Regions from separate parts of the Homo sapiens genome. Here region 2 is linked to region 1. A link is a contact called in ENCODE Hi-C or POLR2A ChIA-PET data. All regions are on one chromosome and are shown on one strand. The core of a region is the stretch at or near the end of the contact, and the rest is flanking DNA. Distances in the headings are between cores, read along the strand shown.

Region 1 (2,700 bases), core at 38-2,537:
CATGGAAATCCACAATTACCTCACAAAGTTGAATAACCATCTCTTTTTTTCATCTGTGATGGAACAAGCAGGCAATATTCTACATTGTTTTAACAAATAAAGCAAACTATGTACCACTGTTCTGGTGGTAAAACCCTTTAACCATAATAAATGTCATCACGTAGCAAATGCTTCACTGTGCTAAACACCTGCTGACCTTATCTCGTGTAATCCGCTCAACGGCCCTAAGACTAGGGAGACACTGCTATCATTCCTAGTTCACTGAGGAGGGTCTGAGGCAAAGAGGTGAAGTGATTTCCTGGAGCTACCTGACCAAAGACTGGAACCAAGATTCTTAGAGGCACACGAAGTCCTTCTGGTAATAAATCTGTATAATTCTATTTGTTATGTTCAGCTGTCCTAACCCTAAAAATTAAAAACTGCCATCAAGCATACAGAATGAGTGTTAGCAACACCGGCACAGTGACAATTTTAAAGAGTTAGAAGGTCCTTTAGAGATTACACAGCCCATCGCCCTCATTTTTACATAAAGGGAATCAGGTGAAGTGACCTGCACAGGTGAGTCGCTGCTCAGAGACCGCACAGCACATTTAAAACTGTATCTCGGTTCAGTACTCAAGAAAAGGACACAGACTTATAAATGGTGGCAAAAACCGAGCTGTCTGGTTCTTCCGGTACCCAGTGCCGGGTCGAGTACAGAGCAGGCGCTCCATATTTACAAGACGAATCAATGACTGAATGAATAGCACCGCCAGGAGCCCCATAAAAGAAGTCCAGAAGACTGCGGGCTGTCAGTCTTCGCTGTGACAAAGAGCCTCCGTGAGGAGCGAGGATTAGGGCCGGACAGGGAGCGCCCTTCTAGTGGACGCTCGACTGGGCTGGGGCCGGGATGGAGACGGTGGGTGCCCAGGCCCTCCGTCTACCGCGGGCCGCGTGCGGGGCCGAGCGAGGACCCGGCTGGAGCTGGAGCGGGGGCGGGGCGGGGGCGGGGCCGAGGGCGAGCCGGAAGAAAGAAGCCGCAGGGCCCGCCCAAACAAGAATTTTCACCGTAATCCCGCCCAGAGTTTCTCCCACGGCCCCATGTCCGCATGGCGGTGAAGGTCGAAGACGCGCGACCCAAAGGGCCAGGTTTTCAGTCAGCCCAGCGTTGGCGACGGGCGAGGGCAGAACACAACCACCACCCTAGTCCCGCCCGGCTCGGGGCCTAGCTTCTCTACTCACAGCGTCGGAGGGAGGGAGGGAGGGAGCGAGCCAGCGTCCCCGCGTCTGCGGCACCCTGGCCGGCCCTTCGCCCTCCGACGCGCGCGCCTATTGGCCACCGCAGCCTCTCCCACATGGGGCGAAGGCGCGCCACTTCATTGGCCCCCGCGTGAGGGGCGGGGCTAAAGAGCGCGGGTCCTCGGCCGTGGAGGGTCAAGTGGCTTCTTCTGAGCGCTGAGGGAGGGGAGCGTGCGTAGGGGATGGTGCCAGCGCTGCGTTATTTGGTTGGTGCCTGCGGACGGGCCCGCGGGCTTTTCGCCGGTGGCTCCCCTGGGGCGTGCGGGTTCGCGTCTGGGAGGCCAAGACCGCTGTGTGGAGGTAGCCGCAGCGCCAGCACCAGGTGAGTGGCCGCTGGTCCTCCCCGCCGCCTGCGCTGCTGCCCCTCGCGGAGGCACCTGGTGGTGGACCTGTGCCCCTGTTCGTATTTCCCTGTCCCGGGGTGAGAGCAGGTTGGGGTCCTGTGGCACTCCAACCTCGGATCCCAGGAGCTACCAACCTGCAGGTTCATTCGTTGTATTTACGGGCCGGAGGAAAGGCAGTGTATAGAGTAGAGGTCGGGAGTAGCTCTGGCTTTGAACAACCCGTCCACTTTCTGTTGAACTCTGGGCTAGTTACTTAACCTCCTTAAAGGCTCAGTTGTGAATTGGACCTTAGTCTCTCCTGTAGGTGGTCATTTGAAGGATAAAAGGACCTAGCACACAGTATAAGCAATCAAATATGCTCTTTATAAGCTGGAGTCTTTGGCGTTGCTTGGAAGATCTGAATACAGTCTTAAATCAGTTCCTGGCACACCCCGCATAGTGTTGCCCCCGTCGGAGGCAGCTCTTATGCTAATGAAAGCCCGCAGAATTCAGTGTCCTGTGATTTATAGTTTGGACGTCACATTCGAAACCATTGTCTTTCTCTGTCCTCTGTAGAAGAAACAGTTTGTGTGAAGGCTGTAAGGCTTGGAGAGGTTTTGGCTATTTTGACGACTAGAAGGTGGGCCATATGAGTGTGACTGAAGTTTAGTGGAAGACATATGGTGTGGAATGACCCAGAAGGACTACATCACAGCAAGGTTTTTAGTTTATTTTAACCACACGTTGACTTTTATTCTAAGAGCCACGGGAAGCTATTTAAAAGGGTTTTAAGAAGAGGCTACGCTTTAGGAGGCCGAGGCGGGCGGATCGCCTGAGGTCAGAAGTTGGAGACCAGCCTAACCAACATGGTGAAACCCCGTCTCTACTAAAAATACAAAAAAATTAGCCTGGCGTGGTGGTGGGCGCCTGTAATCCCAACTACTCCGGAGCCTTAGGAGAATCGCTTGAACCTGGGAGGCGGAGATTGCAGTAAGCTGAGATCGCACCATTGCACTCCAGCCTGGGCGACAGAGCAAGACTCTGTCTCGCAAAAAAAAAAAAAAAAAAAAAAAGAAAAGAAAAGAAAAAAAGAAGAGGC
Region 2 (2,733 bases), core at 66-2,565, 730 kb after region 1:
GTTGTATGTTGAAGTCTTGGAGATAATCCTGTTTCCCACAGATTAGAAAATTTTGAGGGCAAGGAGCAAGTTATATCTAGTTTACAAATCTCTGACTCCCCTCCTTCCTTAATCATATAATACAATGCCTAACTTAATGATTGGGTAGGGGGACCCCACTAGAACCCTGACATAACATACCTTAAAGAAGTGTTGTATTTCAATTTATAAAAGTTTATATGTAAAAGTTTCTGGAATTGTTGCACCCTGTGCTACATTTTATAAATCTAGTTAAAGCTTTGATTTCAGAGCAGTTTTATCTGGAGGCATTATAAATGACCATATGGAATGTAGGTATCTTTCAGCAGAAATTCGTTTATTGACATTGGTTTTTTGCATTTTTGCATTTGCTTTTCATTACTTGTTTTGTCACCAAATTATCTGGTCAAAGCAACATACACTGCACATTACTTGTTTATTACTTTACATTCAGCCAATTACATTTAAGAATCAAATACACTAAATGCCAAAGAATCTCATTTTTTTTTGGAATGGTGTAGGTGTATTTCTTGGAGGAGTGTGTCAAAAAAATAAATTTGAAAACGTACTCTCTTTAACAAAATAAAAGCAAACCCTACCGTTGACTCGTGATCATTACAGCTGATTTTAAGTTGTTTTGTAAATTTATTCCAGTAGGTGTCACTGGTGAGTCGAGGAAAAACTCCTTTCCCAAGTGTAACGTTTTAATTAAAAGAAAGTAAAAGGTTTAATCAATAAAAAAGACTATGAGAATATTCATCTCTTGAGAGTCCAAAATTAACGTATTTATTGTTCAAAAGAGACGGGGTCTCGCTATGTTGCCCAGGCTGGAGTGCAGTGGCTATTCACAGGCGCGATCCCACTACTGATCAGCACGGGAGTTTTGACCTGCTCCGTTTCCGACCTGGGCCGGTTCACCCCTCCTTAGGCAACCTGGTGGTCCCCCGCTCCCGGGAGGTCACCATATTGATGCCGAACTTAGTGCGGACACCCGATCGGCATAGCGCACTACAGCCCAGAACTCCTGGACTCAAGCGATCCTCCAGCCTCAGCCTCCCGAGTAGCTGGGACTACAGGCACGCGCCACCGCGCCCGGCGGTCGGATACCGGCGCAGAATAGCACTAGAAGCTGTGGTATGGTGACGTCATCAACTGGGCCAGCCCACAACGCCTCTAAGATTTCATTTTACTCACCCAGCGAAACAACCTGACCACACTGCGCACGCGTTTCCTTTGAGCACTGCATTCTGGGTAAACTGTCTCAAAAATTTGAAGAGCGCATGCGTGGGCCAGCTTCTTCCTTTTACCTCGTTGCACTGCTGAGAGCAAGATGGGTCACCAGCAGCTGTACTGGAGCCACCCGCGAAAATTCGGCCAGGGTTCTCGCTCTTGGTGAGAAATAGTTTGTGATTTTGGGGAAGCGTTGCCGTGGAGCGCTAGGCTGCTTAAAATCTCAAGTAGAGGAGGCCACGGGCGGCACGAGGGAGCACGCCGACTGGGAGTCGCTGGTGCCGCCATTACAGGCCTGTACTGTGGCTTGGGAGTCCCGGGATGCGGGTAGTAGCCGTCTGAGTGCGGAGTCTTGTAATTTCTATGACCTGCAAAACCGCTGTCTCTTTTCTTACAGTCGTGTCTGTTCAAACCGGCACGGTCTGATCCGGAAATATGGCCTCAATATGTGCCGCCAGTGTTTCCGTCAGTACGCGAAGGATATCGGTTTCATTAAGGTAGGCGTCTGCAGGCGTACTCCATGTTGTTTGGGCAGAGAAGGTTGTGGGGGTTATTTTTTCCGCGAAAGACAAACGGACAGATCTTCCCTGGAGTGGTAATTCTGAGCATTCGACCAAGAGCTTTTCCTCTTTTTTTAGTTGGTAGCTGGTGACAGTGTTGATGGTTTGGGCAATCAAATTAATAGAATGGAGAAGGTGAAGGACTTAGTCTTTCCTACTCCCTTTTTTACCTAGATAGCTTAGCCAGTTTTAGGTGCCGTGTATTGTGTTTGGTGAAATTCACTTTAGAGAAGCCACTAAAATTGTTTTACATTTGTTTCATTTATCAATCTTGTAAGTACCTATTCTCTTTTTTTTTTTTTTAGAGATAGGGTCTCCCTCTGTCGCCCAGGTTGAAGTGCAGTGGCGTTGTTACGGCTCACTGCAGCCTCGAACTCCTCCTGGTCTCAGGCGATCCTCTTGCCTTGGCGTCCCGAGTAGCTGGGACTAAAGGCTCTTGCCACCACGCGCGGCTGTACCTAGATATTTTCTAACCAAATATATGTATTAACCGCTGACCCCAAGTTTTTTTTTTTTTTTTTTTGAGTCGGAGTCGCACTCACCCAACCTGGAGTGCGATGGCGTGATCTCCGCTCAGTGCAACCTCCGCCTCCCCGGTTCAAGCGATTCTCCTGCCTCAGCCTCCTGAATAGCTGGGATTACAGGCGCCTGCCACCATGTCCGGCTAATTTTTTTATTTTTAGTAGAGACGGGGTTTTACCATGTTGGTCAGGCTGGTCTCGAACTGCTGACCTCGTGATCCGCCTGCTTCGGCCTCCCAAAGTGCTGAGATTACAGGCGTGAGCCACCGCGCCCGGCCAACCCAAAATGTTTGAAAGCGTCATACACTGGAATGAACTTAAAGTTTGGGGCCGGAAAGACATTGTTAAGATTCAGCAAACAATGGTCTGCCATTTAGTGCTTCTATCTCTTGATCATCTTAGTC

The links. A loop is a pair of places that touch in the nucleus more often than their neighbours do. ChIA-PET counts read pairs that join two places held with the same protein, here RNA polymerase II (POLR2A). Pooled maps may share reads with other maps.
Region 2: a map of B cell shows a loop between it and region 1 (15-fold over the local background). The contact joins the promoter of RPS29 here to the promoter of DMAC2L in region 1. A Hi-C loop is called at or near these places in 7 of 168 maps with a recorded cell type or tissue (B cell, CD4-positive, alpha-beta T cell, CD4-positive, alpha-beta memory T cell and 2 more), 5 of 37 single-sample maps with no recorded cell type and 18 of 50 pooled maps. POLR2A ChIA-PET finds 5 or more read pairs at or near these places in 5 of 52 experiments (CD4-positive, alpha-beta T cell, GM12878, activated B cell and 2 more).

What each region holds. Positions count from the first base shown.
Region 1 is chr14:50,310,911-50,313,610 of GRCh38, reverse strand. DMAC2L (distal membrane arm assembly component 2 like) reads right to left here and starts at 1,287. Exons shown (of 6, transcript NM_001382507.1): 1 at 1,222-1,287. It overlaps L2HGDH (L-2-hydroxyglutarate dehydrogenase), which reads left to right and starts at 1,382. Exons shown (of 10, transcript NM_024884.3): 1 at 1,382-1,600. The coding sequence starts at 1,461. RefSeq lists silencers at 903-1,132, 1,193-1,322.
Region 2 is chr14:49,584,962-49,587,694 of GRCh38, reverse strand. It overlaps RPS29 (ribosomal protein S29), which reads left to right and starts at 1,315. Exons shown (of 3, transcript NM_001032.5): 1 at 1,315-1,410; 2 at 1,646-1,745. The coding sequence starts at 1,349. It also overlaps RN7SL1. RefSeq lists enhancers at 755-1,264, 1,137-1,636, 2,235-2,284.